Regions from separate parts of the Mus musculus genome. Here all the other regions are linked to region 1. Evidence: chromatin loops called from intact Hi-C (ENCODE). Cell type or tissue: heart. All regions are shown on one strand. Region 1 holds the start of Tgfb1i1 (transforming growth factor beta 1 induced transcript 1). Region 2 holds the start of Rusf1 (RUS family member 1). Region 3 overlaps Gm32707 (a long non-coding RNA gene). Region 4 holds the start of Inpp5f (inositol polyphosphate-5-phosphatase F).

Evidence for each region. A loop is a pair of places that touch in the nucleus more often than their neighbours do. Peaks named below come from ENCODE experiments on the same cell type or tissue, not always from the same donor. Only the 100,000 strongest peaks of a DNase experiment are listed, where the experiment ranks them.
Region 2: a loop joins it to region 1, with 2.2 times the contacts of the local background. A loop is called at or near these places in 16 of 42 quality-filtered maps.
Region 3: a loop joins it to region 1, with 7 times the contacts of the local background. A loop is called at or near these places in 32 of 42 quality-filtered maps.
Region 4: a loop joins it to region 1, with 1.9 times the contacts of the local background. A loop is called at or near these places in 3 of 42 quality-filtered maps.

The regions. Positions count from the first base shown.
Region 1 is chr7:128,243,051-128,251,050 of GRCm38, reverse strand. Armc5 (armadillo repeat containing 5) reads right to left here. Exons shown (of 6, transcript NM_146205.2): 5 at 7,579-7,711; 6 at 5,951-7,026. The coding sequence ends at 6,234. Tgfb1i1 (transforming growth factor beta 1 induced transcript 1) reads right to left here and starts at 4,239. Exons shown (of 11, transcript NM_001289550.1): 1 at 4,043-4,239; 2 at 2,759-2,874; 3 at 2,579-2,631; 4 at 2,331-2,473; 5 at 2,077-2,164; 6 at 1,856-1,961; 7 at 1,557-1,751. The coding sequence starts at 4,055. In heart, a CTCF peak has its summit at 3,425 (motif pointing left); DNase peaks (open chromatin) are centred at 3,360, 4,180, 6,460, 6,920 and 2 weaker places; H3K4me3 peaks cover 3,266 bases; H3K27ac peaks cover 4,607 bases.
Region 2 is chr7:128,293,570-128,301,569 of GRCm38, reverse strand. Rusf1 (RUS family member 1) reads left to right here and starts at 3,439. Exons shown (of 13, transcript NM_145590.2): 1 at 3,439-3,780; 2 at 3,994-4,108. The coding sequence starts at 3,487. In heart, a CTCF peak has its summit at 3,457; a DNase peak (open chromatin) is centred at 3,439; H3K4me3 peaks cover 1,836 bases; H3K27ac peaks cover 1,575 bases; H3K27me3 peaks cover 260 bases.
Region 3 is chr7:128,340,851-128,348,850 of GRCm38, reverse strand. Gm32707 (a long non-coding RNA gene) reads left to right here. Exons shown (of 3, transcript XR_378506.3): 1 at 1-2,976; 2 at 3,149-3,206; 3 at 4,052-4,548. It also overlaps the pseudogene Gm6916. Among named protein-coding and RNA genes, the nearest start is that of Gm32707, 6.7 kb to the left of the region's middle. In heart, a CTCF peak has its summit at 51; DNase peaks (open chromatin) are centred at 60 and 3,720.
Region 4 is chr7:128,606,158-128,614,157 of GRCm38, reverse strand. It overlaps Inpp5f (inositol polyphosphate-5-phosphatase F), which reads right to left and starts at 2,793. Exons shown (of 20, transcript NM_178641.5): 1 at 2,467-2,793. The coding sequence starts at 2,563. In heart, no CTCF peak of the experiment used is centred here; a DNase peak (open chromatin) is centred at 3,007; H3K4me3 peaks cover 2,094 bases; H3K27ac peaks cover 1,411 bases.

The DNA.
Region 1 (8,000 bases):
GAAGGAAGGAAGGAAGAAAGAAAGAAAGAAAAAGAAAGAAAGAAAGAAAGAAAGAAAGAGAAGGAGGGAGGGAGAAAGAAAGAGAGGGAGAAAGAAAGGGAGGGAGAAAGAAAGAGAGGGAGAAAGAAAGAGGGAGAGAGAGAAAGAAGGAAGGAAGGAAGGAAGGAAGGAAGGAAGGAAGGAAGGAAGGAAACATAAACCATAGCTGGGCATGGTGGCTCACTCCTGTACATCCAGCACTTAGAAGGCTTGAGGAGGACGATGATAGCCCTGAGTTCAAGGCCAGTCTGGGCTACAGAGTGAGCTTCTGGTCAACCTAGGTTACAGTGAGACACTCCCTCAAATTTTTTTTCAAAAAACACATAAAATATAAATAATAATGTCCATTTCAGGTGGGCATAGTAGCACATGCTAAAATTTCTAGAACTTGGGAGGTAAAGGGGGCACAATCATGGGTTTTAGGGCAGCCTGTGCTACATAGTACATAAGACCTTGTCTCAAAATCCCAAGGGTTGGGCTAGAGGTGGTAGACTGATCACTTAGCACACACACAGTCTTGGATTCAATCTCCAAGAATTACATATAACCTGGGAAGGGGCCGTGCATCCCTATAATTCCAGTACACCTGTCCCAAGAGTTAGGGCAAAGCTTAGTGAGGGGAAGTCTATCTAACAAATGCAAGGGTCTAAGTTCTGGCCTCAACATCACAAGGAAAAACAAATTCCATTTCAAGATACTCATTGAAAGGGGCAAACACACAGTCCTAATTGGAGCATTTATCTCCCACAGTGTCCCCACAAGGCTCAGCGAGCATCACGGAACAGGGCGTGGCCAGGTTGTAAGAGCCAGAGGTTGACAGCTGTGAAGCTGTGCTTTCTCAGCATGCCTGGCTGGTGCACTCACACGCTCATGAGCTGTAGATCCTTCATGAGACCTACACAGTATGGAGCCAGTCAAAATTCCAGCAAGAATGAGGAAGGGGCTCATTTAGCCCTTCCCCTAGCTGAGGAGTGATTGGCAGTTGTTGGCTCCTAGGTGACGGCACTTGTTTTCTTCAGGGATGTAGCCCCTGGCAGGGGCCAGTGCTCCAAAGGATGGCCCTACACCCATTCACACACTGGAAGCACTAACTGTACCTGGTAGACTTTTTTTAAAAAAAAAAAAAAAAGATGACATGAAGTTGGGAATATAAAGGGGCACTGGAAGAAATAGAGGAAGGTGTTAAGATACATTGTATCTAACACGAATCTCACTTTGTATCTAACCTGTACATGCATTAAATTCTCAAAGAGTGAGGAAACATTTTAAAAGGGAAAAACCACAAAGTCTGATTCTTTTTTTTGTTTGTTTGTTTTTGGTTTTTTCGAGACAGGGTTTCTCTGTATAGCCCTGGCTGTCCCTGGAACTCACTTTGTAGACCAGGCTGGCCTCGAACTCAGAAATCCGCCTGCCTCTGCCTCCTGAGTGCTGGGGTTAATGGTGTGCACCACCACGCCAGTCTGATTCTTAAAGGTGGATATGTGAGTATATGCCACTGCTCAAGGTACTGAACTTACTTGCCCAGCTATAGGTTTATTGCAGGAGCCACAGAGGCCTTTGGCCTGTGTGGGGACACCACGACGGCTGAGGTCAGACTGCAGCAGGCCCAGCATGGTGTCCAGACTGCCTTTGCTAGTCTGTCCTGGTGGAGATGGGCATCCTTCACGGGTGGGGCTCGCTGCTGGAGGCTGAGGTGGCCCTGAGGCTGGAAGCTGCAGTAAAGAGGACACTGAGTCAACAAAGCCACAGACTGGAAGCATCACGACTGGATTGGTGAGCCACAAAGTGACACGGACCAAAATCCTTGCAGACTCACATGGTTCTGAACACGGAAGTCAGAGAGCGAGGCCATCAGTCTATCCAGTTCCTGAGTGGCGGAGGTGGCTGAAGGCTTTGAGGGGGCAGGGAATGGGCTGGGAGGGCTGTGGAGGACACCGTGAATCACCTCAGAACCTGCCAGCCTAACACCCCTCTGGTAAGTCAGGCATGCAGGACCCATCATCCGCTTCCCAGCCCTGCCCACTCTACCAAACTCACACAGTGGGTGAGCTCTTGTCTTCAGATTGGTCCTCCTTCTCTTCCCCTTCAGCCATTTTACTAGATGGGAACTGAGACATGATTTCATCTGGAGAGATGAGAGAACAACACTGGCAAGGAGCCCATATCAGTCCACCCTCCCAGTGAAGGCTTCCCGTCCTTTAATGGCTCCTCGGACAGTTTGAGTCCCTTAGACTCTGCCCTTCTTTGCCCTGTCCCCAAGCCATCCAAGACTGTCTCGGTAACCCTGGTACCTGTAATGTTGAACTGGGTGGCATTAAGTTCCTGAAGCAAACGGTCTAGCTCACAGAGGCCATTGCCCAACACACCACTGGAAGAGGAGAATGGAGGAGCCACAGGGGCCACAGGCTTTGGGGACCGAGGCTTGCATACTGTGCTAAGGGCAGGAGGGAACCTGGGTTTAGGGTAGGGAATCCGAGTCCCCTCCTCTGAACTGAAACTGGCTTCCCCATCTTCCTAGCCCAGTTCCCAGGCCCCTCACCTGTATAGATGATCCTTGTCCCCAGTGGTTCCTGAAGATTCTCCAGACCCTGTCTATAGAGAGTAGAGGTATTTGTGGAAGGACAGTCATGTTCCTTGCCTCACTCAGACTCTGATGTCCCCTAGCCCAGACCAACCCAGGCCCTAATGGCTACCCCCAGAACCCAAAATCTCATCTCACCTGTGGCTGGTGGCCATAGGGTGGGGGAGGTGTGAGTGTCTCTGGTGGGCGCTCTTTTGGAGCCCCTAACCGTGACATGTGTGAAGTGGTGGTCTCCAGGTCAGAGAGCAGGGCATCTGTGGTGAGAGGCCCTCAGGGTGAGAGTTTGGGAAGGAGGGGATGTCAAGGTCTTAAGAGGTTAGAGTATAAAGGATTTCAAGTGTCCGTGTTTTAAAAGGTAGAAAGCCGGTGTTAAAGGCAGCGGCCAAAACCATACTCACAGGGTCAGACCAAGGCAAAAAAGTAGAATAGTAGCGCGGGGGGAGTGGGGATGGAGGGGCGGAGGGGGAGGGATGGGGTGGCGGGGTATTTATGATCAGACCTCTCCCTTGACTTACCCTGGGAGCCAAGTACAAACCAACTAATGATCTTTTATTCTCTCCATCTTTTCTGGTGCAGCCCAGATTGTCTCTTACTGTACCCAAATTGTTCAATCGGCTGTATGTTTGACACCCAACTTCCTGATTAGATGTTTGCTGTGACATACTTACTACTTCTCCCCAGCTTGGTCCACTTGGCCACACTGAAGTCTAGCCCTGTCCTTTAAGTGGCCCTGGCAGGGAGCGGCTTTTTGGTGTACGTCTTATCCATGTACTATTATTGACGAGCGCCCTCTGCTGCTGGATCTAGAAATTCTGCCACGAAGAGCAGAGTCTTCTAGTCTCAGCCTAGGCGAATAGAGGGGACGAGATGCCTGGGGCGCTTTATCTACGCCCCGTCCCTTTACTCTTCTCCGAGCCTCTACGGTAGAAGCCTTAGACTTCTTTCTATAACCCTGGCATTCTCTATTATTCTCTTTCTTGCCCTGAGGACTTTCTTGACCTCTGCTCTACCTGGGAGCACTCAACTCTTCTTGAAACCCTGATATAGGTCCTTTTCATCTCCGAAACTCCAGGTCACACTCTCCTCTCTAGTCTATTTTCCCAGTCCCGGGACTCAGTGATCTCTTAACCCCTTCCTACCCAGAGTCTCTGAATCCAGGCCCCCGTGGGTGCCTCAACACTTTGTCCATTGCACAAGCAGGATTGAGTGAGCAGAGAGAGCCAGGGAAGAACGGAGGGAGCGGCTTGTCGCAAGCGAGGCAGGAAAGGGAGAGGCAGGAAAGGGTATGTGGATTTGGGAGGGAGGCACAGGCAGGCTGAGGCGAGAAAATGGAGAGAGAAAGCTGAGATGGGGAAGAAGTGTGAGTTGGGAAGGGGATAGATGCGGGGAAGGATGAGAGGCTAGGGGGATCTCCTCACTCACCCAGGTCCTCCATGGCGGTGCGCTGGCGGACAGCTTGGGGAGAGTAGGGCGGGGGCCGTGTCCGGTGGGGGCGGAGGACGGGGAGGGGGGGGACGTCAGGGAGTTAGAAGCAGGGCCGTGACCATGTATGGAAGCCGGGACCCGCTGGGATACAGTGGGGGGGGGGGGAGCGATGAAGGGGGAGCATGGAGACATGAAGAAAGACAGCACTAGGGCCCACCCAATCCAGCTTTGTGGCTCTGTTTAGAGGAGGCCACACCCCAGCCTTTGCCTCAGCGGCAGCGAGTCCCTAAAGCTGAAACCAAGTCAGAGTGGTTCTTCCATAGCTCCTGCCTAAGGAGTCTCATAAACGGAGGGCCCCAAGCCCGCACCTCCCAAAGCCAGCAGAGTTCAAAGTAGGGCCCCGCTCGCACCCTGGGCATTTTAAAAAGACTTGCGGAATTTGGTTAGAGGCAGGAGTGACATTCTAAGGATCTGGCAGACTACAGGTTTTGACTGCCAGCCTAACGGCAGGAGGCATACATAATAAGAAATGTCTCACAGAGAACAGAGATCCAGACTCTAAGGCAGGACTTTCCCTGAAAGACAGACCTGGGAATAGATACACAGAACAGGGAAAGCAAACCTCAGACCTTAACCCCATGTAAACTCCCAGGATAACAAACCCATTCCTAACACGGAGGAGGTGACCAGAGCCCGTTCCAAAATAACCCTTTCCTAAGGTACTGGTGAAAGAGAAGAAAACGCCACTGACCAGCCACAGAGTGATATGAAGCTGTCTGTGAACTGACCCCTAAAGAAGTCAAGTTGGAAACACCTGGAGATGGGTATGGACAGATGGCTGCTGTCTTGCAGGCATCCTGGAGGACAGATCTAAGCCATAGAATGTGGGGCCCCAACTCTGGAGCAAGTCAGAACCTGGGAAATTTGGTAAAAATACTGAAGCCCAGCATAGCCCTCCATGCCAGCCTAAATCAACCAGAAAGGGACCAGGCCTAAGTACATTTTTTTCAAAAGTTAGGATCTCACTATGGAACTGTCCTAGAACTCCAAAGAGGTACTCTTGGGTCTGCCTCCTCCATGCTGGGATTAAAGGTGTGTGCCACCACAGCACACCCTAATGCATAACCTAGGCAGAGATTTGAAACCCCAGAGGCTCAGGGTCAGCAAGAACCATCTTACCTCACCTTTCTGAAATGCCCAGGCCCTGGCAGGCTTAGTCTAGGGCTCTTGAGAGCCCAGGCAAGGGAACCCTTCCTTCACCCGTGTGCCAGCAGAGGGGCTTTCTCTGAAAGTGACTAAGAATGGGCCTCAGAAACCATACGAACATAGCAGGTTTCCCACTAAGCAGTTGACATTTAACTGGCTTGGACCGATAAGATGGCTCAGCAGGTAAAGTATTTTCTGCCAAGCCAGATGCCCTGAATTTGGTCCCTAGGGCCAGATGATGGAAGCCGAGAATGGTTCCCTTCAAGTTGTCCCGACTTCCACATAGGGAGCACGGCCTGCACATACCTACTACACTAATAAATGGTTTTTGAAAAAACTGGCTCAAGAGCTCGGAACAGACACAGCCTGACAGGTAAAGGACAGTCAGAAGACAGAAGTGTTCTGCCATGCTCCACACAAGTACCCAGCCCAAACCTCTTAACCCTGGCCAGGTTATGTATTTAGATGGGTGGCTGTGTCTAAGCAATGAGGACTTATAAACAGAAAGCAGGCCTCCACTGGGGCTCAAAACTCCATCCTAGAGAAAACCCACCATACCCCAGGTCTGTAGTAGCCCTCAGGAGATGCTTTTTTGAACCCTGAAACCCAGATGGCCTGAGTCAAATCGAGGAGCTCTCAGCAGGTAAGTGGGTGGGGTACCCCCCCAGGGGAAAGCACACAGACGACCCCACACAGCAGCAGTGTTCAAATCTCAGGTGTTTAATTTCAATACCATAGTGCTGAGTCAGGCCAGACCCTGGGCCTGAGCTGTCCCTTGGACTCCTGCACAGACTCTGGTATTGGCTTTTGAGTTATGGATCGTTAGATCTTCATCCTGGGATCCAGTTCCATTTTCTCTTCCGTCCCTGAGGATAGCGCCTTCTGCAGTCTTCTCTCAGGCTGAGAGAAGCCTCCTTTACAGCCAACTCATCCCTTGGGTCCTCTCCCAGGGATGCCAATAGTTTAGCCTAGGGCATATGCACTATGACTCAATCCCCATTACCACAGCCAGCAAAGCCTCAGTGAGGGGCCCTGCCTCCTCGCCTGCTGCTTCCACGAGCCCCGTAAGGGCCAGGGCCCTTTTTCTTGGGCACTGCCCTGGTTCTAGTGTCCATCGTGCACAGTGGGCAGCCAGCCGGGGCCGGCCTAAACGGAATACCTCGCCCACTGACTCCGGGCCACCCCGGGGACTCAAGTGGATGCGGCCCACAGCTTCTTCTAGCTCTTCCTCCAGTGCAGGCAGTAAGAATCGGCCAGCAGCTTCTAGAGCTTCCTCGGCCTTGGAGCCCAGCAGGGGCTGACCAGGTGGGGGTACGGGCCCCAGAGCAGCCCCACAGCCCCTGCAGCCATGCAAATGATGTAAGACAGGCCACGCTGCACCAGGGGACAGGCCTCGAAGCGGCACCAAATCCATCTGGGCTTCAGCAAAGCTGCCGGATAGCAGGGCCCGGAAGAAAGGGGAGGCAGCAGCTGAAGCAGCCCGCTGAGCAGGGAGCTGTAGGCCTGAATCCAGAACGAAGTGCAGGTCAGGAGCTGGGGCAGGGGCCGGACCCAGCAGAGGTTCGTAGAGGCAAGGGGGAGGTGAGTCAAGTTCCAAGGGCAGGGCAGGTAGAGGGACTGGGCTTGCAGTGGGAGATACCAGGCCTTGGAGACAGGACAGGGAGTCTGCTGCAAAGAAGAGGAAGAGTGGGTGTGGCGCTGGCTGCGTTAGTGCTGTGAGGAGGAGGCGGAGGCCACCCTGATCCAGAAGTAAGCGGCGCCACAGAGTCGGCTTCCTGTGGGGAGAAGGGGTCTCAGCAAGCTGAGGGCAGGGCTGGGGTCAGAAGGGGTCTCAGCAAGCTGAGGGCAGGGCTGGGGTCAGAAGGGGTCTCAGCAAGCTGAGGGCAGGGCTGGGGTCAGAAGGGGTCTCAGCAAGCTGAGGGCAGGGCTGGGGTCAGAAGGGGTCTCAGCAAGCTGAGGGCAGGGCTGGGGTCAGAAGGGGTCTCAGCAAGCTGAGGGCAGGGCTGGGGTCAGAAGGGGTCTCAGCAAGCTGAGGGCAGGGCTGGGGTCAGAAGGGGTCTCAGCAAGCTGAGGGCAGGGCTGGGGTCAGAAGGGGTCTTTCAGCAAGCTGAGGGCAGGGCTGGGGTCAGAAGGGGTCTCAGCAAGCTGAGGGCAGGGCTGGGGTCAGAAGGGGTCTCAGCAAGCTGAGGGCAGGGCTGGGGTCAGAAGGGGTCTCAGCAAGCTGAGGGCAGGGCTGGGGTCAGAAGGGGTCTTTCAGCAAGCTGAGGGCAGGGCTGGAGAGTTGCAATCTAGCTCACAATCCCCGCAAGGCACCCATTCCCCCTCACCGGCAGATGAAGGGTAGGGTCAGTGCACAGGCGACGCGGTCCTCAGGACTCCCAGAGAGCAGCAGGTGGGTGAGGGCACCCACTCCAAAGGGGGACTCAGCCTGCACAGTCAGGTTCTGTAGCAGCATCTCTCCTGCGGGGACAGGCACAAGAGGTCAGGGTGGGAGGCGGCGTTAAAGAGCAGGGTGCTATGGGCAAGATAGGACTCTACGCCTGTAAAAGGGGGAGCATAAAACCTCAGTAAGAAATCAACAGAGGAGCGTGAGGAGCACTGGTTGAGGACAGGCTTAGGTTGTGAGGAACTAAAAATCAAGGGTGAGAACAGAAATGTGGATGTCAGCCTGCAGATCTAGGCCCTCAAAGACGGAAACAGCCTAGAGTCAGGCACAGAAGACAGGGCACTCCTAAGATGCAAATGGCAG
Region 2 (8,000 bases), 51 kb before region 1:
AGTAAGTAAATATAGTATATATCACTTGCCAAATCTGACTTAGACTGCTCCATTTAAAACCTGTTTAGCTCTCACCCTGACTCTATCTGGTATGTAGTAGTATTCTTTCCATTTATCAGATGGAAAAACTGAATGCCAGAGAAACAATTGACTTTACCAAGATCTCACAGTTACAAACCCGTGTTTCATGTAAGTTTCCTGGGTAAATTCATTCACAGAAACTGGCTTGGAATTTTTCATTCTTCCAGGAAACACAAATTTTCATTAAAAGTGCCAGTTTATTTCATCCTTAGACAGACTCTGTGTGGGGTCAGATATGGTGGCTTGGGTTGGAAGAGTACTCCTCGCCACAGTTTGTGATGGAGTCAGCAGTCCTCAGGAATCAGAAGTTTACAGAACGGAGCTGTTAACTGGAATCAAATGGTGTGGGGGAAGAGTGCCAAGAGTGTGTTCAAGAATTCCAGGCTAAGGAACAACCATGTTTTATTTCTAATTTAAAGAAAAAAAAGATGCTTTTGGTAAATTCCTCCTTTAAGGTCAGTTCCCTAAACTTGATGGGAAGTGGAACGGAGCCAAAGAAAAAGGGGTGAGCTCAGAGGGAGAGAGACCCTCTAGCATGGACCCCAACTCTACAGAGCTCTCCCAGGAGAAGAAACGAGGACTTCCCCTGCTTATGCCGTCTTCTGACATAGTCCTGCAACCTCTTGATGTTCTTACCCCCAGGCATCCTTAGGGGCCTTTTAGAAATAATACCCTAATTTGGGGAGAGCCAAAGGGCAGAGAATCACTTCTCAGGGTGTGAGTGAACCAAACTGTCTACTTGTTACTTGAAAAAGCCAACCACTTGGGGACAAGTACTGGGGTGAAGGAAAGGGCTTGTTTGGAAAGCCAGAAAGCCAAGGAAACAAAGAGGCTGATGCTAATAAAAACTGGCAGGTGCTAAGAAAGGCTTTATAGAGAGGAGAGCAGAGCCACATGCAAGAAAGAGCTGATAGCCACATGCAACAAAGATCTGACAGCTAAAGACATTTTAAAAACAACCTCCTAAAGACTGGTGTTTTCTTGGTACCACTCCAGTGGCCCTATTTGGTTTAGTTACTCTTAATTTTGAAGTCTTTGGCCTTGGAAGGGAAGAGAAACAAGCAAGTTTCTTGTTCTAGACAAAAGAGTTTTTAGTGATTAATATATCTGCATGCAGAGTTGGGCTGAAATGGTCTGAAGCAAAGATTGAGGCAGCAAAGGACACAGAGACGCAGTGAAGGCAAAGACAATGCTGTTACTGCATCTTGCTCTGGCTTCCCTTCAGTGCTCCAGCCCTTGTGTTCTCTAGTAAATGAATTCAGGTGAGACACACAGAGTGTAGTGTAGAAAATAGAGATTAGCACATAATAACAAGGGATGAGGGTGACAGTGGCCAGAGAGACCACTGTGGGGAGCATGTTCTCAAGGGGTGGGAATGGGCAACGTCAGGGGCACCATTTCTGTTATGTGTTTGTAGAGGTCATTACATGGCGCTTGGCTGGATTTGTTTAGGTTCCTTCCTCAGTTCTAGCCCACTTCCACTCTTGGTAACCCTTCCTTAACCGGCTGTCTACTATCCCGTGCCTTATTTATTTATTTATTTATTTATAGAAATTTTTCCTGAAGATTTACTTATTTGTTTTATGTAAGTGCACTGTCACTGCCTGCAGACACACCAGAAGAGGGCATGGGATCCCATTACAGATGGTTGTGAGCCACCATGTGGTTGCTGGGAATTGAACTCAGGACCTCTGGAAGAGCAGTTGGTGCTCTTAACCACTGAGCCATCTTTCCAGCTCCCCCCCCGCCCCCCCGCCCTCCCCCGCCCCCAGTGCCTAATTTAAAAGGCATGATTTTCCTTCCTCTTTCCTCCTGGTAACTGCCAGGATTTCCACCTAACCTGTACTGTTAAACTAATAAACTGTCCTCAAGATTCCTGTGTTGGGCTGGTGAGATGGCTCAGTGGGTAAGAGCACCCGACTGCTCTTCCGAAGGTCCTGAGTTCAAATCCCAGCAACCACATGGTGGCTCACAACCATCCCTAACGAGATCTGACTCCCTCTTCTGGTGTGTCTGAAGACAGCTACAGTATACTTACATATAATAATAAATAAATCTAAAAAAAAAAAAGATTCCTGTGTACTCCTTTTCTAAACTATTTTATTAAAAAAAAAACCAAACTCTCTCTCTTTGTGTGTGTGTGTGTGTGTGTGTGTGTGTGTGTAGGTGCACATCCATGATGGTGTCTGCTCCCTCTTCAAGTTGGAGTTACGTGTGGTTTGAACTACCTAACATGAATGCTGGGAACCCACTGCTGATGTCTTGGAAGAACTGGGAGCATTTAGCTAGTAAGCCTCCAAATCCCCTTATTAAGGAGCCTAAGTTCCCATGGGAACCTCGGTTTCCCCAGTAACAAAGTAACAACAAATGTTGGCAAAGAGCCCCTTACAGAATGTAAACTGCTCCAGCTGCTCTGAAAATCAAAAGGAAAAAAGAACAGACCTGCCTTAGGCTTACAGCTCTACTACCTATAGCTATACACCAAAGGACGCCATGTCCTACCACGGAAATACCTGTACATGTGTGTTTACTGCTGCAGAATTCGGAACAGCTAAGAAATGGAGTCAGTCCGGATCTCTCAGGAGACACATGAGTCACAAAATGTGGAGTTACAGTGAGATTTTATTCAACCATAAAGAAAAGTGAAATAATAACATTTGCAGGAAAATGAGTTTAAAGACTGTTGCAGAAACACAGATGCCCCGTGTTTTCTCTCATATGCAAGTCCTAGATTTGGAATTTTATGTGTGTATGTGTGTGTGTGGGAGGAGGGGCTGGGGTATAAGTCATGAAATTAGAAATGGGACCCTGAGGAGGGAAGAAGGGATCTTAAAGAAATAGGAAGATAGAGATCATGTGACATAAAAGCAGCATTGGGGTGAGGAGGGCTGGGTGGAGTGGGTAAGTGGATGTCTACATAGTAGGAGTCAGGCAAGAGAACAGGGGGAGGCGGGTGGTAAATAGGAACAAAGGGAGCAAAATATGAATCAAAATGCCATAATGAAGCTCATTAAGTCACAAGCTAACTTAAAAAATTTCAAAAACTCTATTGTCCTTGGCCTCACAAACAAAAAAAAGCACTGCGACGGAGAGGGATACTCCAGTTACACAGCTAAAAGTTTGAGATCTGAGTGGAGTCTCCACCACAACTATTTCCCCAGGAAGCCATCTCTCCCTCTTCCGATTGGAGTTCAGAGTCAACGGCCCCTATATTGCTCCTAGGGTCCAAAGAACGATAGGTAGGTCAGGTGCAGTCCTGGGGTGTGCCCCAGGAAGGCAGGACACACAATAATCGGAGTTCCAAGAGAATAAAAGATTAGTGTCCTTCTGTGGCCACCGTAGCCAAACAGGAAATGTAGTTCGCCTAGCTTTTTGCCGCGTTGGACCGACTCGCTGAACTTGAGGATGGCTGACGCTGCGAGCCTACGGGCGCCGCTGTGCACGGAGCAGTTCGGCTCCGGAGCCCCGCGCGGCTGCAGCGCTGCCGCCGATGGGAGCCTGCAGTGGGACGGGGCTCGGCGCTGGGGCTGGCTCTCCCGGGCCCCGATAGCGAAACCTGGGCAGCACGCGGGTGGAGGCGGGGGACCCTGGGCAGCACTGACCGCTCTTTCGGGCCTCAGATCCGTGCTGCTGCCTCAGGGCTTCCCAGATAGCGTCAGCCCGGATTACCTGCCATACCAGCTGTGGGATTCCGTGCAGGTCCGGCTGGCCGATTGCCGTGGGGGGGGGGCGGTTTATAGCTGGGGACCCGGGGAATAGGCCCCTGCAATCTGCATGTGCACATTGGAAGGCTAGGGTGCATTGCATAGTCCTGACAGTTTTCCAGGTCCCACAGAACCAGTGAGAGCTGGTATAGCACAGTAGGCTCCGTGCTCCTGCCACCTCTCCTCATTCCACTTCTTTTCTCTCCAGGCCTTTGCTTCCAGCCTCTCCGGCTCTCTAGCCACCCAAGCAGTATTGCAGGGCTTAGGGGTAGGCAACGCAAAAGCCTCCGTTTCAGCTGCCACGTCCACCTGGCTCGTGAAAGGTGAGCTGGAACCTGGGAGCCTTACCTGTTGATCTCATCCCTGCTTCCTGTCTCTGGCCTCTTTTTCCTTTACTGCAAACCCTAGCCTTGCTGTTTTGAACTGTTCTGACCTCTAACAGTGGTTCTCGTGTGCGTGTGTGTGTTTGTGCGCGTGCGCATATACACATTTATGGTCTGCAGCCTGATTAGTACACAGAAGCTGTGAATCTTTGCCCACAGCTGGAATGCCCTCATCAGTGAATCAGCCTAAGTGGCTCACCTTGTTACCCATGCAAACTTCAGAATCCCGAAATCATCCGGGATCCTCCTTAAATTACCTTTAATCTTACTTTATGCAGGATTGCATAGACATGCAGTTTATTACGTAAAAAAAACCCGCCAGCTTCCCGGGATGGTGAAAGTTGGGTACTTCCAGTGGGCAAAGGGGCATGTGGCTGGTCCTAAATTGGTAGTTAAGGAAATGCTAAAATGCACTCTGACCCCTCTGGGGTACCTGACTGTGCTGCAGTAAGATTATAGTAACCGTGTGCTGAGAGTATACAGCCTTCTGAAAAAAGTCACTAAGAAAATCAAAGATAATCTAGTATTATGCCTGCCACCTGGTGAGGGAAGCAGACCAAAGGGAACTCAACACTTGTTTCACGTTTAGGAGGGTCCTTGGCTCAGTCTTCTGGCCTCTGTCTTTCCCTGTTATCCCCAGTGGTATTTAAATGAACCTTAGGGGCGGGGCAAGGACATCCTGTTCTATCCTAGACCTCACCACATCTTGGGTAAGCCTCCCTGGACTCTAGGTCAGGAGGCTTCTGTTTATGCTCATCTGTTAGAACCCAGCACATTGTAACTAAGTATCACCCCTTGAAAGGGCATGTCAGAGCAGAGGTGACCGAGGGCTTCTTGGCCACAGTGTCTCATCTTTTAAGGATGCCAACCTCCACCACTACCACCACCACCGCCACCACAACACATAGATGCTGACAGTGTTTATTATATGCCATTCTTTGTGTTGCTGATTAGACCTCTTGGTGGCTGTGTGACAGGTAGTGTTGTTATCCCCACACTATAGCTGGGGAAACAGAGGTACCCACGGTTACACACCTGCTGAGTTATAGGGCCTGGATCTGAGCCTAGGAGAGTTAGTCCTTTTCACGGCATCACACTGTGTTTAATGAGATCTTTTCCATTGCTCTCCTTTAGCCAATTCAAAACTGGGTCAGTAATTGGGTTTCTTAAGTGTCATTTCTAAACATCCCATTCTTATCACCAGCATGATGCTAATCTGTCTAACAGGTTTTTAAGAAAAGCTGAGGCCACTTCAAGATATGAAAGTACCCGCACTCGAGAACCTGTTACCAGTGTTAAAAGACGCCCTCTTAATTAGAAAGGATTTTACAAGCTTGTTTCCCTCAAGAGTGAGATGTTTATAAGCAGAGCACCATATGAGAAGTTCCCTTGGGATTTTTGTTGTTTGTTTTCTTTTTGACACAGGATCTTCTGTAGCCCAGGCTAGCCCAGATCCCCAGGTATCACTGGATATAACCCCATGTCTTTACTTGGAATTATAGGCATGCACTCATTAACCTGGCTTTGGAATGCATGTCGTAATCGTTTTCAGGCACACATTGTCCTGGTTGGTTGGTTTGTTGTCAACTTGAAACCAACTAAGGTCACAGAGAAAAGGGGACCTCAGTTGAGAGCATGCCTCTATCAGACTGGTCTGAGCCTGTGGGGAACTTTCTTAATTGCTGGTTGCTGTGGAAGGGTCCAGGCCACTGGGCAGTGCCATCCCTGTGCAGGTTGTGCTTCTGCTTTAGTTCCTGTCTCCAGCTTCTTGCGGTGCTTCAGTTCCTGCTTTAACTTCATTTGGTGGACCGTGAGCCAGCAGAGTAAGCCAATAAACCCTTTCTTCTCCAAGTGGCTTTCAGTCACGGAACCACAACTACTGCAGCACTCTGTTAGAACGTGTTAATTATCAGAACCAACAATGGTAATATCTGTAGCAGTTACTATTTTAGTAGTCGGGTATAGGCCAGGCATTATTGCCCTCTTCTGTATAATGTGTCTCTTAGTGCCGACAGTAGCCAGTCCAGTGGAGTTATTTATTTCTCACATAGAGGAACTCCAAGCAGCCCCAGGCCAGCTGACTCTTGTGTCTCCTTTTTTTAAATTTATTTTTTTGAAAATTTAATATGTGAATGCTATATTTACATAATTTATCTCCTCTTCTCCCTTCAGCACCCCCTAAAATTTATGGCCTCTTATTTTTTAATTATTATTGTTACACACGCACACACACACACACACACACACACACGTACACGTACACGCACATGTGTACACATATCACTGAGTTCATTTTTGTTGGGATTAGACAACCTATCAGGGAGCATATATTTAGAGAAGATGGATTCTCCCAGTGTTGGCAACTGTGAACTTCCCTGTAGTTCTTTATCTGGGTTGGAGCCTCGTGCGGCCCCTCCCGTCCATGCTGGCATGTCAGCTGCTATCGTTGGTCAGGTCTTGTCTAGGCAACCGTATTATTGAGATTTTGTGAGTTCAGCTTTTCTAACGTACATAGAGGGCACCATCTCAAAGCAGACATCCTGGTCTAGTAGTACTTCCCAGTGGCATTTAGTAGTAGTATGAGCCTTTACTTGTTAGAAAAGGTTAAAAAAAAACCATGCAAAGTGCTTAACATTTTGTGTCCCACTCGAGTTCTGTATTAACCTTAGTCCCCATAGGCTTTCTGGGTAGCATTGAGCATTTTGGAGATGCAAATCTGGGAATACAGCAGAGGTGCGCATTTGACCTGGGTTCTGTCTAGACATCTGGTGGAACGTTTAGGATCCCTCACGTATATCATCTGCAGATAGGGGATCATTTGATGTCTTGTCCTAGTTGGATGCCTTTGATGTCTTTCCGGCTAGCGCTTTAGCCCTGTATTGAGTCAGGAAAGTGCATAGCTTGTCTCAGTCATGACGATGATGGGATTGCTTTGAGTGTTCTCTGTCGAAGATGATGTTGGCTGTGGTTTTGCCGTAAGAAGCCTTGGTTACACTGAGGTATCTTCCCTCCAGTGCTGCACTCTTTAGCACTTGATCATGAAGTCCTGTTGGGTTTTGTCAGAGGCCCTTTCTGCATCTCTTGGTATGATCATGTGATTTTTGTCTCTGAAGTCCATTTATATGATTTATTATATGTGTTGATACGTATGTTGAGCCATTCTTGCAGCTCTGGGATAAAGCCAACTTGATCTTGGTAGATGGCCTTTGTGTTGTCTGCCTGTATTCTGTTTGTAGGGATTTTACTGAGGGTTTTACATGCGTGCTCCTGAGGGATACAGGCCTGTGGTTTTCTTTCCGTTGTTGTGTCTTTACTGTTTTGGTATTTAGAGTGATGCCGCTTCTTAGGAGAGGTGTGGAAGTGCTCCTCTGTTTCTGTTCTGGGATGCTTTTTCCAACCGTTCGCTCTCAGGCTCTGCCTGACTTGAAGATAGGAGCCTGTGTCTTGTAGGCAACAGGTAGGTGGATTTTGATTCTTCATCTGTTCAGATAACCCATGTCTTTTGATTGGAGAATTGAGACTATTAATATTTAAAGTTATTATTAAAAGGTATGTGTTGGTTGTTGTATTTTTGTTTCTTTCTGTGTTCTTAGTCATATACTGTTTCGGTAATTACTGCTTCGTTTGTTTTGTTTTTATAGTCTCAGCTGTGTCATCTCCTCTCTTTAGTCCAAAGTAGTGCTTCCAGAACTCTCTGTATGGCTGGGTTAGTGTACATGGGCTCTTTTATTCTGTTTCTTCATCAGTCTGCTGGGTACAGTAGCCTAGGCTGGCAGTAGGTAAGTACATTGCTCCAGGCCCTTCTGATTTTTAAAGTTTCCCTTGAGAAATG
Region 3 (8,000 bases), 98 kb before region 1:
GAAATAACCCAGTGTCCTATTCACCATGTGTCCCCTGGGGCCTGGCACAGAGCCTGGAGCCTGTGGAGAGACTGAGAACTACATCCTGTGTCATGCATGAGCTCATCCCATCACCATAGCAACAGATAGCCCAAAGGCCAGGAGTATGGCTCTGGTTCTTTGGCAAAGCTCAGACTGGGTGCTCAACTCATCTACAACATGGGGCATGGACCAAGAAACCACTGCTGTGTCTTTGCTGTTACTCTTGACAGAGCAGTGGCTATTCCATAGCTCCCAACAAACTTAAAAACAACCAAACAACAAACTCCCAAATGGTGGCCTTTGCTGTAATGCAGTGGCTCTCAGCCCAGGTGATCTTAGAATTATGTGAAGTTTGAAAAAATCCTGATGCCCAGGCTTGGTCCAAGGCTATTTGGATCCTGGGTATAAGATTAGTGTTTTGTGTGTGTGTGTGTGTGTGTGTGTGTGTGTGTGTGTGTTTCTCTCTTTTTTTCTCTGTATGTTTCTATGTGTGCTTGTCTGTGTGTCTGTCTGTCTCTGTGTTTCTCTGTCTCTTTCTGTGTCTATCTTTCTGTGTCTCTGTGTGTCTGTCTCTCTCTTTCTCTCTGAGTGAGTGTTTCTCTCTATATATGTTTCTATGTATGCATGTCTCTGTCTCTGTGTGTGTGTGTGTCTCTCTCTGTGTCTACCTATGTCTCTGTGTGCCTGCCTCTTTCTCTGTTTCTCTCTGTCTCTGTGTGTGTGTGTGTTTCTGTCTCTTTCTGTGTCTCTGTATTTCTGTCTCTCTGTTTCTCTCTGTCTCTCTCCAATTGAGTGTGTGCTTCTCTCTCTTTGTGTGTCTCTGTGTCTCTCTATCTTTCTGTGTCTTTGTGTGTCTCTCTCTCTGTTTTGTGTGTGTGTGTATGAGAGAGGTGTTATTTTTCTCTCTCTTTTCCTCTCTCTCTTTCTCTCCCTCTGTGTCTCTCTGTGTCTAACTTTCTGTGTCTCTGTGTGTCTGTCTCTCTCTGAGTGTGTGTGTGTGTGTGTGTGTGTGTGTGTGTGTGTGTGTGTGTGTGTAGGGGCTAAGGGACAAGTTTGGGTGTCATCCTTAGGAATACTATCCACCTTCACTGAGACAGGGCCTCTCAATGGTTTGGAGCTCTCATTTAGATGAGACTGGCTGGCCAGGGAGCCCCAGGGATCCTCCTGTGTTTGCCTTCTCAGTGCAGGGATTACAAGTACACAGCAACATACCCGGTCTTCTGTGGGTGTTGGGTTTTGAACTTAGGGACTCACACTAGCAATGCAAGCAGTGTGTTACTGGATGAGCTATCTCCTCGTCTGCCCTTCCCTCTTTTGAGAGAAGGTCTTGTGTTGTCCAGGCTTGCCTTCCAGACAAGCCAAGGATGCCCTTGAATGTCTGACCCTTTTGCTTCCACATCCTAAGTTGCTGGGGTTACAGTTGTGTGCCGTAACATCCAGATCCTATGGTGCTGGGGACCGAACCACGCATGCTAGAGAAGCATTCAACCAACTAAGCAGCCCCAGCCCAGAGCCTTTCCTTTGCTTTATCTCGAGGTGATTCCAAACAGGCAGCCAGTTTTGAGAGCCACTGCTGTGACTGGCATCCCCACCGCACACTTGAAGCCTCCTCGTAGGTGGCATTTGCAGAACGTCCTGACAACCCCCTTAGTGTCAGAAAGGATCCCCTGGTCAGTCCCACCATGTGGGTGGGTGGGTGATCATGGACACTGTTCAGAACCACCAGGGAGTTCTGGGTCCCCGATCCTCTGCTGCCCCTTATCCTGATGATCAGGGAACCTCCACCTGCAAGAGGATGCCAAAGATAAGATGCAGGGACCGTTCCTCACATCCTTAGAGCTGTGCTAACAAATGGTTAACGACCAGAAGAGGGGATCTTGTAGATCTCTGATTCATATTATTTGCTAATTGCTGTGCTGTCAATACTACCCCCCGGGCCCCGGGTCTGCTGCAGGCTCTCCTCCTTCAGTGGTTGAGCAGAGGGTTGGGAAGAGATCTGTACCATATCTGCCAACTTTCAAGAGCTGCAGCAAGGCAGTCCCCACCCCCACACTCATGTAGCTTTCACTGTCATTATTTGGCCCCATCCCCCAACCCTTGCCAATGGTTCTTAGTCTGCTGGGACTTTGAAGATACACAGGCACCAACAGCTCTTGCTTGGTGGTGCTCTTTTGGACCTCTGACTGTGAACCTGGGCTATACAGACTCAGTGGGGCATCTTCACACTGACTCATAATTGACCCAGACAGGAGATGCTCAGTAGTGGAACCACATGTGGTACTTCTTGATATTCAAGATAGTAATTTCCATTCAGGTCACATTTCAATCTTCAGCGTCTATGGCAGGTTCGGGGAGGGGAGTTGTCGTGGGCTTCATTGGCAGGTAAGGAAACTGAAGGTTAGTGTGGAGGGGTGTTTCTGGGTCCTCCACACCTGAGAGAGTACCCAAGTCTCTGGACAACCAATGGGGGGCTTCAGAACTCATGCCCCCATTTGTATTTCCTGACATCGAGATCTGTGGCAGGATTAGCTGATTTAGGCACTGCGTGGGATACAACACTGGGTAGTTAGCAAGCATGGGGGGAGCTAATCCTGCTAGCTTCCTTGGGTACCGAAGACTACACACTCCCTCTTCCTATACCCTAGTTACACTGTGTCAGTGCCACAGATCTCAGTGTCAGGAAATACAGATGGGTGGAACTGATTTTGTCCCTCTACTTTACACATAGGTTCCAGGAACTGAATTCAGGTCACCAGGCTTGGTGAAGACGTGTTTTACCAGCTGAGCCATCTCTTCAGCTCTGAGCTAATATTTTCCAGATGTAAAGAACTGGGCTATGTTGTCTCATCCCAAGAAACAAGAGATCCATGGCAGTGCAGTTGCTAAGCTTACTACTACTGCAGCCCCGGAGCTCGCAGTGCTGGAAGATGGGTAGCACCGGTGAGGATGACACAGGTGAGAGGCAGGTTGAAGATGGGTTGGGCTGCTTTCTCATCAGCCCTTGCCAGGTGGCAATGACAGCTCGTCAAGACTTCCGCTTTCCACAAAAGCAGAAAACCAGGGTGTTAATGTGAAATTTCTTCATTTAAAAGTTTGACTATTAATTCAACATTTGTCTACTTCTTAGATACAGATGGAACAAAACACCCGCCTACAGTGTTACCAGTTTGCTAGCGTGCTACCAGGTGCGTGTCAGCCCGATTGGAGGTGTGGGTGGGGTGGGAGAAGGGAGAGTAGGTTCCCTGGAGGTGAAGGACTACAGGTGAACTGGAGTGATGGGGGAGACTCAGGTGTCTGGAGGGCTTAAGGGGAGGTGAGGGCTGTCCAGAGGTCAGGCTTGGGGATGGGGGTGGGGCTAGGGATGGTGCAGGTCTGGGCCTCAGGGTTGGATTCAGGGTACCGGGAAGTTAGATGTGTGACCTTCTGGACCTCAAGGGCAAGGCTGCCGAGATGGAAACCAGTGACCTTGCTGTGTGTACAGTTGCTTCCATGGGTCTCAGGCCAGGCCCTGCAGTAGCCTGAATCTAACCCATTGGAGGAGTCAGGCCACGGTGGCCAGACAGAGGTGCTGTGTGTGAGGAGGTCCAGACCATAATCCCCAAGAGAACCCAGAGCAAAGCTTGAGGCTTCTGATGGTTCTTCCTGTGGCAAGATGAGGGCCACAGGCCAGAGAATGAGGCTTGGCCACTGCCTTTCCCTTTGTAACCACAAGGGAGCAGCAGAGGCACAGCCATGTCCCTGGTTGTCCCAAATGCTCCAGCTCAAAGCCTGGGTTGGAGAGGTTTGGAGGGCCAGGGTAGGTGCAGGGAAGGGTAGAAGCAGGAGTCATCTTTGCCTCATTCTCTCAGCATGTCCCTGTTGAGGTCCCTTGAGACCATGATATATGACATCAGTGATACGTTAACCATGGCTGTGACACTTGTTCTACAAGCTTGTCACACTGCGTAGAGAGCTAACGGTGGCACAATCAAGTATCACTGCCAGCCTTCTGTCGGTACCTCTGCCTGACCAGTGCTTCCTCTTCTTCCAGTTGTCCACCTTGACCATGCTGAAGTACAGTTTGAAGAGGTCGTGGGGTGTGGGTATGACTCGGAGCTACATGCCACTCCTCACTGTGCCTTTTATACACATCACTGGCAGAGTGACACTTCCTCTTCTTCTAGACTTAGTCTAGATGGATGGCAGATCCATTGCCAAATCCTTCCTGGAGCTCTATGACACAAAAAGGAAGCTGGAGTAATGTGGAAACTTCTGGTTTCTTTGGAAAGTCAGTTATGCCAAAGAATGTTTTGCTGAAGCAGACACGGGTGAAAGGTTGTTGTGCTAAAGTAAACACGTGGAAGGACATGTGAAAAAGGATTCTTTGATAATGACACACATGTCTTGGTTCGCCTTACATGTGTAGTTGAGCTGCGTTTGTTGTGACTCCATAGAGAGAAACGCACCAAAAAAAACTTTGGTGGTATGCTACCACTTCTGGAGGACATGTGATGCTTGGAGGAAGAATAAATAAGAGTCTGCAATGCATCATGGGTCTCTAGTTGTCGCTGATCTTCACTTCGTTGAGAGAGACATGGCAGAGAACTTCTGGTGTCCCTGCTGGTCTTGGTCATTCTTGCTGACTTGTGCCTATTCAGTGGAAACCTGGCTGTCTCTGCTAGGTCATGCCACCACTGCTGGGTCATGTTTGCTATCCCATCACTACTGAACTGGACTGCTGGTGTATCCATGAAGTGTTTGTGAGTGGATGGAGCTGCAGTCCAGTTCAGAAGGCCTGGAGTCTTGGGTCAGGGAAACCTTCCCCCATCCTCCATCTGCCACCCAGCAGGTGTTTCAAACACTTTGTGCAGAAAGCCTTCCTGGATGGTGCTCCACTGTGCTCAAGGGCTCTGACTATGGCTTCAGAGTTCTTCTCAAGATGGATGGTGTCTCCCCAGATAGAAGGTGCACAACAACTTTCATGACTGTGTCCCCAGTGACAAGCAAGGCTTCCACAAACAGGATGTTCTGCACACATATTTATTTCAGTGAAGAAGGGTGTCCTCTACCTTAAAGATTATATTCAACCTACCTGGGCTTTGAACCATCTCTTGGGGGTATAGTGGGGACTGGAGATGGTTCAGTGGTTAACAGAACTCACTTCTAGAGCACCCTGGTTTGATTCCCACAACAACATGTCAGCTCACAACTGTAGGTGACCCCAGTTTTAGGGAATCTGACACCCTTTTCAGGCTTCTGTGCAATAAAAAATTTCTTACTGCACCCTCATCACCACCTTAACAAAATGTCATAGATTCATCCCAGAAGTACCGAAGAGTCACATATAAAGGAAAATCCAACAGAATAACTGCCGATGTCTCAGTGGAAATGTGGAAATCCAGAAGAGCCAGGGAGCAATGTGTTCCAAGTCCTCAAAGGCTATGGCAGTTAACCTAGGCTAATATACCCAGCAAAACTATACCCAGAACTAAAAGCATGTACATATGACATGCACTGGTGAGCACATGACAAAGGCTGTGTGAAGACCAAGCATATAGCACTGTGTCAAAAAGGAGAGCAAAGCAAAGGTGTAAGCAGATGTCAATGCAGGTACGTGGATAGGTGTGTCTATTATCTACCTATCATCCACCTATCCACCCATCCATTCATCATTCCTCTATCATCCACCCATCTATCCATCCATCTATCCATCCATCTATCCATCCATCCATCCATCCATCTATCCATCCATCCATCCATCTGCCTACCCATCCATTCATCACCTGTTCACTATCCATCTACTCATCCTTTCTCCATCCATTCAGTTTTTATGAATTTCTCTATAAGAATCCACATGAACTCCATACCCAGGCTTCCTAAGTCCTCCTCCAGGGTCAAGCCTGTTGAGTAACCCCACCACCACCTGGTCTTATTTTTCTGCAACCTGCTAGATCTAGCCTGGGTCCCATAGCCAGTGCCCTGGCCTATTCTGACCACACAAGCCCTGAAACAGATGTCTTGCGCGCGCTCGACTGGCCAGGAAGAACGACGCTGCAACAGGATCCTTCTGCACACGTTTATTGGGAGAGCTTGATTGTAGAGGCGAAAAGACTTCGAGCCCAGAACTAGTGCTGCTTTTATAGGCCTAGGAGGGGCGTGTCTCACACCCGGATTGGTTATGCACTAAGCCTCATTTGCATGTTCCTCATCTGATTGGCTACTCTCTCTCAGTACCTTACAGAACCTCATTATCATACCTCATTTGCATGTCTCACATCTGATTGGTTATACTCTCAGTACCTTACAGAACCTTATTATCATGCCTGGGCCAGGCAGTGTCTTTGCAAAAAACTTTACTGCATATGTACACATTGGTTGTTTGTCCAATCTTATGCGTGGTGGCCAGCAGTAGTCAGTGCCACTCAGCAACGGCACATGTGGCTTCCCACAAGATGACCTCTAGGTTTTTCCAGGTCTAGTCTGTGCCCTGGTCTAGTCCCATCACCTTCTGCACTGAAGCCAAATTCTAGGCTTCTAGGCTCTTCCCTATCTGTATCCACCCACAGGACTTTTGTACCATCTCCACCATTTCACTCCATACCCAAATATCTCAGATTCTCCTCTAGGCTCTATCATGGTAACTACTACTGACCTCCTCATCCATGCCTTCTCTGCAGTTTAGGGGATTTAGCCTGGGACCCACAAAGAATGCACAAACCTAGTGCGACCTTCCCTGCCTTCACTGTAGAGGAACTCTAGGCTTGAGCCAGCATCCAAAACACCCATCCACTATATCACAAGACTCCCCCACTGCATATCCAACCTTTCCATTCAGACTTACACACTCCAGGCACATACTGTACACCACAGACCCCTCTGCCCACCTGACTGTATTCCACCTGTCTTAGTCAGGGTTTCAATTCCTGCACAAAACATTATGACCAAGAAGCAAGTTATGGAGGAAAATTTTTTTGGTTTTTTGGTTTTTTGGGTTTTTTGTTTTGTTTTTTACTATTTCCTGCAATGGATGGTGAACTGACATGTTGGGCAAGAGTTCACTAGGAATTTAAGATTATTAGCTTGAGAGTTAGAGTTTTATTTTCTAAGTGAGAGAAAGGTGTCACTGGAAAGAGTCTTGTAAAGAAAGAGGGCTCTGAGGTCCCCTGCTGAGTCAGAGAGCCAGAGAAAGGAAGCTGCCTACATCTTGGGGCAGATATTGATTTAACTGTGAATTTATAATATTGGGATTATTTGCTTTTTGGAATAGATTTATATACAGATTTTGTCTGAATCATGTGGGGAATTTCACCTGTAGTTTGGAACTAGGATAGGGAAAATTAGTCACTGACTCCAAGTAGAGAAGGCAGTGATAATTACCTGCTATAAACAGGTATTAATTAATAAATGTCTGTGGCTCCAGGTAGAGAGCTCAACAGATAGATGGTATAACAGGATGGCTGCTCTAGGCAGAGAGCTTAACAAGTAAAAACTACCTGCTTCCTATAGGCAGACATTAGTGAAAGCTTGAATCAGTCGCTTTAAAGATGGTATAAAGATATATTGCTCTAATAAGTCTTACAGGATACTCAAATTCTGTCTAACGTGGGCTCCATGGGAATTTTGGGTTTAAATTCTGGTTTGACTAACCACCTGCTTATAAAAAGATAATCAATTGTTTTAAAGATGGTATAATAAGGTCTGCTAATAACTCATATTCTCTAACGTGGGCTCCACGGGAATTTTGGTTTTTTTTTTTTTTTTTTTTTTTTTTTTTTTTTTTTTTTTAGGCTTTTAAAGGAGTTGGTTTAATTCAAAGTGGTACAGAATTCAGAGTACAATGAAGATGGAACAGTAGGCTCTAGTGGGATTCCAGACTGAGTTTACTTTAAATTCACAGCTGAGGTAGGAATTGCTGAACACTAGAGACAGCAAGCCATTGCATTATTTACTTTATTCATTTTTTATTTTTTTACAAAAGTTTATTACAATGTACAACAGGC
Region 4 (8,000 bases), 360 kb before region 1:
CCAACTATAGTCAGTTTTAGGCTAGCCTAGGCTACACAGCAAGATGGGGAGGGGGGAGACATCAAAATGGGGCCTAAATCATCTTTTTTTTTTTCCACAGCAATAATTTAAGTGTGAGGAAACTTAGAGTTATATTTAATTCAGGTTAACTCAGTCATGAAGTATGTTCTGTATCATAAACACTCTTTAGCCCAGAGACACCAGTATTAGTAAAGCAAGGCCTTGTGCTGAGGAGTCCTGTGTCCACTGGAGAAGACACAAACTATCATCACAAAATATATAGGGAGGGTTATAACTGTAGTATGTACAAAGTACGCAAAATGTCAAGAAAGAAAATCAATGTGACCAATAACTGCCCCATGGATGAGGGCCAGACTAGCCCAGGGCAGACAGCCTTGAATATGAGTCTTACACAGAGAAGTAGGCAGGAGGGGGACAGAAAGTCACGGGGATTCCAAGCTACAGAAGTGGTAATTTTAACCTTAAATATCATTATCACTTTTTTTTTCCTGATTATCTCCAGGAAAAAGAAAACTTCCTGTTTCTGGTCATTCAGTGTGTAAAAATCACAATCCCAGCACTGGTTGGTCCTATAACACCACTTGTAATACAAAAACAAAAGCAAAAAAAAAACCAAACTTGGTCAGAAGTCTATTCGGCTCTTGAATAATCAAGATGAAAAAAAAACTAAAGATTTTAACTCTGTCACTTTAAACAACAGCAACACTCACCACAAAGAGAAGACAATGTTCAATAAAGAGAATTTGAAATAACTCTGTATAGATTAAAAAAAAAAAAAGACCTAAACAGCATTCAGATCAATTAAATATTACTAAAATAGCTGTATTTGAGATCTTAAATACTGGATAGGTTAAACTAGTCAATAACTACAGGATACTTTCTAAGGCTTCCAATGGCCTGTTAAATCTGAACTATGATGGCCTCTGCCTTCCTCTAGGCGCTACCTACGTTTGTGGGTGATGGGATACGTATCTACGAAATGAGATACACTGAACTGTGATGCTATACCAAACTTTTGATAATGGTGAAAAGTTTTACACTTGCTCTCTGATACGAACTTTGGACAAACAAAGAGCAAACCTCAGGGCTAGCTCCAGGAAAGGGCCCGGCTAAACTTTCTGCTTGAGAAAACTGACCTGCGGAGATGAAAAGTCCTGTCTGATGAGCTGAGAAGGACTCCAAGCTCCCTCCATTTATGCATTCCAGCTGCCAGGAATTTGGCCCGCGGGACTTTTACAGCTAAATTCCCCCCTGCTTTACACCTTGCAGGGTGACAGGCTAGGAAAAGTGGTCAGATTAGAATAAAGTGGCCCATCATCTATTCCAAGGTCACCAAAAGTCTTACTGTGGCCACCGTAGTGCCTCCATTCTGAAAAGAGGAAATAAAATACAGCGGCAAGAAAATACAACCAGAGCCATATTTCTGAAGAAGAAAAAAAGTTGTTCTTCACCGCTCTAGCAGAGTAACTTTGCAGGTCTCCGTAAGGACACAATGGACACTGATGAAAAGTGTCACCAAACCGCTCCACTTTCTGGGATCTCACACTTCTCTCCTCACCTGAGAAAGAAGATCCTGACCCTACTCTTTCAGGCTGCTGTGGGGATTGGCACTAAGACACGAAAGGACCTGTCCTCAGAAGCCATCCCATAAGAGGTAACAGGATGACCTAAAAAGCTCCCTTGAAGTTATTCTACTGGATGTACTCAAAGAACGCAGGAAAACGTCCAATGCCGTGGCTCGTTCAAGAGTTCCAGTCTCACTTTTCCTAAAGTAAAAAAGTGTTGACCAATGAAGGAAAAAAGCACTGGAGAACTAAGTAGAAGCTGCCCAAACTCCTCCGAGCGATAACTGACCGCAGCTGTCTGAGAACAGGAGCTACTATTTAAGCCAACTAACTGCAAACAAAGTTTTCTAAAGCAAACTGATGGCTGGAGACTTTGACCTCTCCTAACTGTGTGTGACAGACATCCAACACGACTTCTTCTTGAAAATGGCAATTCATACACTAGTTTTCGATCAAGTCCTGTGAGGTAACCGTCCTGAAGTCACTCTTTAATAAGTGACCGGGAACAACTCAAGGATGTCAAGAAGGAGTGTCCCGCATTAGGTTCCACTGAACTGATGGGACTGGAACCCAGAACTTCCCACGCTGGACCGTGAGAAGACGCTGCAGGTGGAGGCCTACGAGGGGTTCATAAGGGACCCTATCCCCGCACCCCAGGCCCCAGATACTGGAAGAGGTGCACTAAAGGGGGTGACCGGCCTTCCCCGCCTCCCTGAGGCAGGAGGACTCCCCGAAGCGGCGGCCGCTCCCCTCAGGACTAGCGCTGACATCCCCAAGCGTCCCGCCCAGCCTCGCGATCCCGGGGCCGGAGGGGCCGGGCCGCGCCCCCCGCGCTCCAGCTGGCCCGCGCGCCCCACCCAGCCCGCGCCGCGCGCCTCACCCGGTCGGAGCTGCAGGCCGCCGTCGCGCCGGCTGCACCACAGGGCACGCTCGCCCTGCTGCAGGATGTAGTGGTCCTTAGCCTGAAAGAGCTCCATGCCGGCCCCACGCGCTCCGGGAGGCGGCGGTCCCCCGGCCCAGGCACGGCAGCGGCCCGCCCTGGAGCGATGCTGGAGTCCTCCTCCACCGAGACCACCAGAGTCCGTGCCTCAAGGAGACTCCGAGGACCCAGCCCACGGAAGAACAGAGTGGGGAAGCACTCGGGGGCCTGACCCGCGGGCCAAGAACACGCTTGGGCGGCCGAGGCCCGGGAGGCCTTTTCCCCCTCCCCCCACAACTCCTGTACCTAGGCTCCGCCCCCTATCCTGAGACTCCACCTCCTACAGTTCATCCTGGCTCCCTCTAGACTCCGCCTCCTCCCAGGTTCCTCCCCTCAGCGTGCAACTTTCCCTCCTATAGTTCCTCCCCTCTCCCTTAGGCTCCGCCCTTGCTCAGGCTCCTCCTCCGACCTTCCGACTCCGCCTCCCTCTGTAGTTCTCCGAAAGCCCTCCTAGGCCCCGCCCTGGTCCCGCCCACGAGTTTCTGGCTCAGCCCTCTCCCAGCCTGTGTCTCAATCCTCTTTCTCCTTTCAGCTCTCGCCGCACCTCTTTCAGTTCCTCCCTCTCTGTCTATAGCCTCTACTCCTCTGCCTCTCCCACTCGCCGGCCTTACCAGCTGCGACCTCAGGCAGGCCCTGAGCCTAAGTCTGGTTATACTGGCTCGACGCCCTTTATGCAGCCATTTCTTGATCTTTCCCTGATGTGCAAGCCAGTCCTTCATTCCTTCCATTAGCTCCTAGAAAAGTCTGGTCAAGTCCCCGAATCCACCTGACATTCCTTCCTCCTCGGAGTACATTTACCCCTAGTCTGAGCAAAGACCAAACCAAGCCCAGAAGTACAGCCATGGTTGTCTCCAGGGTTCTACCCCAAGTTAGCACTCGGCTGAGCAGAGGCCGCTCTGTTTTGGCATTTCCTATTAGAACCTGGACACCAATAATCATTTAGTAAATGCACATTAGTGGAGATGTGTCTCCACAGAATACACACTTAGAGTTAGCTGGGCTAGTGAGGAGAAGGTACAGCAAAGTCTGAGAAGCCGGCCTACAGGAAGTCAGTAAAAGGGACGTCACTCAGAGATGGTAAAATGGCCAGGTGTCAATCTGAACCAGAAAGATTTAGGAGAAAAAGCTTCCAGTTCTAGACCTATCTCCCAGTCTCCAGACTTTGGGTCTGTCTTGTTCTGTGTGATCTTGGGACAATTTTAGTCTCTACTGATTGAATTCGTGACCTTTACTACACTCTTAGACTCCCAATTCTGTATGTTCCTGTCTTCCTTTAAAGCAATCTTTAAAAAAAAAAAAAAAAAAAAGAGGCCTAACCACCGGAGCTGGGTGGCTCAAGAGTACTTTGCTACTTTTGCAGAGGACCTCCGGTTCAGTTCCCAGCACCTCCAGGGCAGCTCACAACCAACTGTGATGAGACACCTCTTCTGACCTCTGTTCCTGTATGGGTGTAGTGCACAGGTTCATAAATATAAAGTAAATGGTGGTGCTGCTGCTGCTGGTGGTGGTGCTGCTGGTGGTGGTGCTGCTGTGTTGGGAGCCGCGCCCACATTCGCCGTTACAAGATGGCGCTGACAGCTGTGTTCTAAGTGGTAAACAAATAATCTGCGCATGTGCCAAGGGTATCTTATGACTACTTGTGCTCTGCCTTCCCCGTGACGTCAACTCGGCCGATGGGCTGCAGCCAATCAGGGAGTGACACGTCCGAGGCGAAGGAGAATGCTCCTTAAGAGGGACGGGGTTTCGTTTTCTCTCTCTCTCTTGCTTCGCTCTCTTGCTTCTCTCTCTTGCTTCTCTCTCTTGCTTTTCTCTCTCTCTTGCTTTTCTCTCTCTCTTGCTCTTTCGCTCTCTTGCTTTTCTCTCTCTCTTGCTTCTTGCTCTCTTGCTTCTTGCACTCTGTTCCTGAAGATGTAAGAATAAAGCTTTGCCGCAGAAGATTCTGGTCTGTGGTGTTCTTCCTGGCCGGTCGTGAGAACGCGTCTAATAACAATTGGTGCCGAATTCCGGGACGAGAAAAAAACTCGGGACTGGCGCAAGGAGGATCCCTCATTCCGGAACCAGAACTGCGGATCACGTTTATAAAGGTTCCCATAAAACAGACTGTTGAGAAGGATTCAACTGCCGAATTCAGAACTCATCAGCTGGGGAACGACGGTGATAAAGGTTCCCGTAAAGCAGACTGTTAAGAAGGATTCAACTGTATGAATTCAGAACTTTTCAGCTGGGGAACGAGAGTACCAGTGAGTACAGCTTCACGAGGTAAGCCTGGCCTTGAACTTTCTAACGAAATTCAAGACAGTCTATCAGAAGTAAAGTGGAAAATGTTTGGCCTTGAATTTTTTCTAATGTTAGGAGCCCTTTTGTTCCTTTTCACATGTTATCAAGTGATTAAGATAGGGCTGAAAATTCTAGAGGAAATTCAGGACAAGCTATCAGAAGTAAAGCGGGGAGAGAGAATAGGAACAAAGAGGAAATATGGTACACAAAATAAGTATACAGGCCTTTCCAAGGGTCTTGAACCCGAGGAAAAGTTTAGGTCAGGTAAGAATACCTGGAGAGAGATTAGAAGAAAAAGAGGAAAAAGGGAAAAGAAGAAAGATCAATTAGCGGAGGTCTCTAGGAGAAGGAGCCTGTGCTCTGAAGAAACAGACTGGGAGAAAAAAGCGGCTCATTATGAAAGAAAAGGATACCAGCCGCCAAGTAAAGTGCTAACTAGTCATTTAAGGAAAAAGCCAAAAGCGGCTGGCGAAGGCCAGTTTGCTAATTGGCCTCAGGGCAATCGGCTACCAGGTGCACTCCCGCCCTATGCGGAGTCCCCGCCCTGCGTAGTGCGTCAGCAATGCGCAGAGAGGCAGTGCGCAGAGAGGCAGTGCGCAGACTCATTCATTCCCCGAGAGGAACAAAGGAAAATAGAACAGGCATTTCCAGTCTTTGAAGGAGCCGAGGGTGGGCGTGTCCACGCTCCGGTAGAATATGTGCAGATTAAAGAAATTGCTGAGTCGGTTCGTAAATACGGAACCAATGCTAATTTTACCTTGGTGCAGTTAGACAGGCTCGCTGGCATGGCACTAACTCCTGCTGACTGGCAAACGGTTGTAAAAGCCGCTCTCCCTAGTATGGGCAAATACATGGAATGGAAAGCGCTTTGGCACGAAGCTGCACAAGCGCAGGACCGAGCAAACGCTGCTGCTTTAACTCCAGAGCAGAGAGATTGGACTTTTGACTTGTTAACGGGTCAGAGAGCTTATTCTGCTAAACCTGATAAGAGGTATCAATGGAAGGTCTTACCACAGGGGATGTCCAATAGTCCTACAATGTGCCAGCTTTATGTGCAAAAAGCTCTTTTGCCAGTGAGGGAACAATTCCCCTCTTTAATTTTGCTCCTTTACATGGATGACATCCTCCTGTGCCATAAAGACCTTACCATGCTACAAAAGGCATATCCTTTTCTACTTAAAACTTTAAGTCAGTGGGGTTTACAGATAGCCACAGAAAAGGTCCAAATTTCTGATACAGGACAATTCTTGGGCTCTGTGGTGTCCCCAGATAAGATTGTGCCCCAAAAGGTAGAGATAAGAAGAGATCACCTCCATACCTTAAATGATTTTCAAAAGCTGTTGGGAGATATTAATTGGCTCAGACCTTTTTTAAAGATTCCTTCCGCTGAGTTAAGGCCTTTGTTTGGTATTTTAGAAGGAGATCCTCATATCTCCTCCCCTAGGACTCTTACTCTAGCTGCTAACCAGGCCTTACAAAAAGTGGAAAAGGCCTTACAGAATGCACAATTACAACGTATTGAGGATTCGCAACCTTTCAGTTTGTGTGTCTTTAAGACAGCACAATTGCCAACTGCAGTTTTGTGGCAGAATGGGCCATTGTTGTGGATCCATCCAAACGTATCCCCAGCTAAAATAATAGATTGGTATCCTGATGCAATTGCACAGCTTGCCCTTAAAGGCCTAAAAGCAGCAATCACCCACTTTGGGCAAAGTCCATATCTTTTAATTGTACCTTATACTGCTGCACAGGTTCAAACCTTGGCAGCCACATCTAATGATTGGGCAGTTTTAGTTACCTCCTTTTCAGGAAAAATAGATAACCATTATCCAAAGCATCCAATCTTACAGTTTGCCCAAAATCAATCTGTTGTGTTTCCACAAATAACAGTAAGAAACCCACTTAAAAATGGGATTGTGGTATATACTGATGGATCAAAAACTGGCATAGGTGCCTATGTGGCTAATGGTAAAGTGGTATCCAAACAGTATAATGAAAATTCACCTCAAGTGGTAGAATGTTTAGTGGTCTTAGAAGTTTTAAAAACCTTTTTAAAACCCCTTAATATTGTGTCAGATTCCTATTATGTGGTTAATGCAGTAAATCTTTTAGAAGTGGCTGGAGTGATTAAGCCTTCCAGTAGAGTTGCCAATATTTTTCAGCAGATACAATTAGTTTTGTTATCTAGAAGATCTCCTGTTTATATTACTCATGTTAGAGCCCACTCAGGCCTACCTGGCCCCATGGCTCTGGGAAATGATTTGGCAGATAAGGCCACTAAAGTGGTGGCTGCTGCCCTATCATCCCCGGTAGAGGCTGCAAGAAATTTTCATAACAATTTTCATGTGACGGCTGAAACATTACGCAGTCGTTTCTCCTTGACAAGAAAAGAAGCCCGTGACATTGTTACTCAATGTCAAAGCTGCTGTGAGTTCTTGCCAGTTCCTCATGTGGGAATTAACCCACGCGGTATTCGACCTCTACAGGTCTGGCAAATGGATGTTACACATGTTTCTTCCTTTGGAAAACTTCAATATCTCCATGTGTCCATTGACACATGTTCTGGCATCATGTTTGCCTCTCCGTTAACCGGAGAAAAAGCCTCACATGTGATTCAACATTGCCTTGAGGCATGGAGTGCTTGGGGGAAACCCAGACTCCTTAAGACTGATAATGGACCAGCTTATACGTCTCAAAAATTCCAGCAGTTCTGCCGTCAGATGGACGTGACCCACCTGACTGGACTTCCATACAACCCTCAAGGACAGGGTATTGTTGAGCGTGCGCATCGCACCCTCAAAGCCTATCTTATAAAACAGAAGAGGGGAACTTTTGAGGAGACTGTACCCCGAGCACCAAGAGTGTCGGTGTCTATGGCACTCTTTACACTCAATTTTTTAAATATTGATGTTCATGGCCATACTGCGGCTGAACGTCATTGTACAGAGCCAGATAGGCCCAATGAGATGGTTAAATGGAAAAATGTCCTTGATAATAAATGGTATGGCCCGGATCCTATCTTGGTAAGATCCAGGGGAGCTGTCTGTGTTTTCCCACAGAATGAAAACAACCCATTTTGGATACCAGAAAGACTCACCCGAAAAATCCAGACTGACCAAGGGAATACTAATGTCCCTCGTCTTGGTGATGTCCAGGGC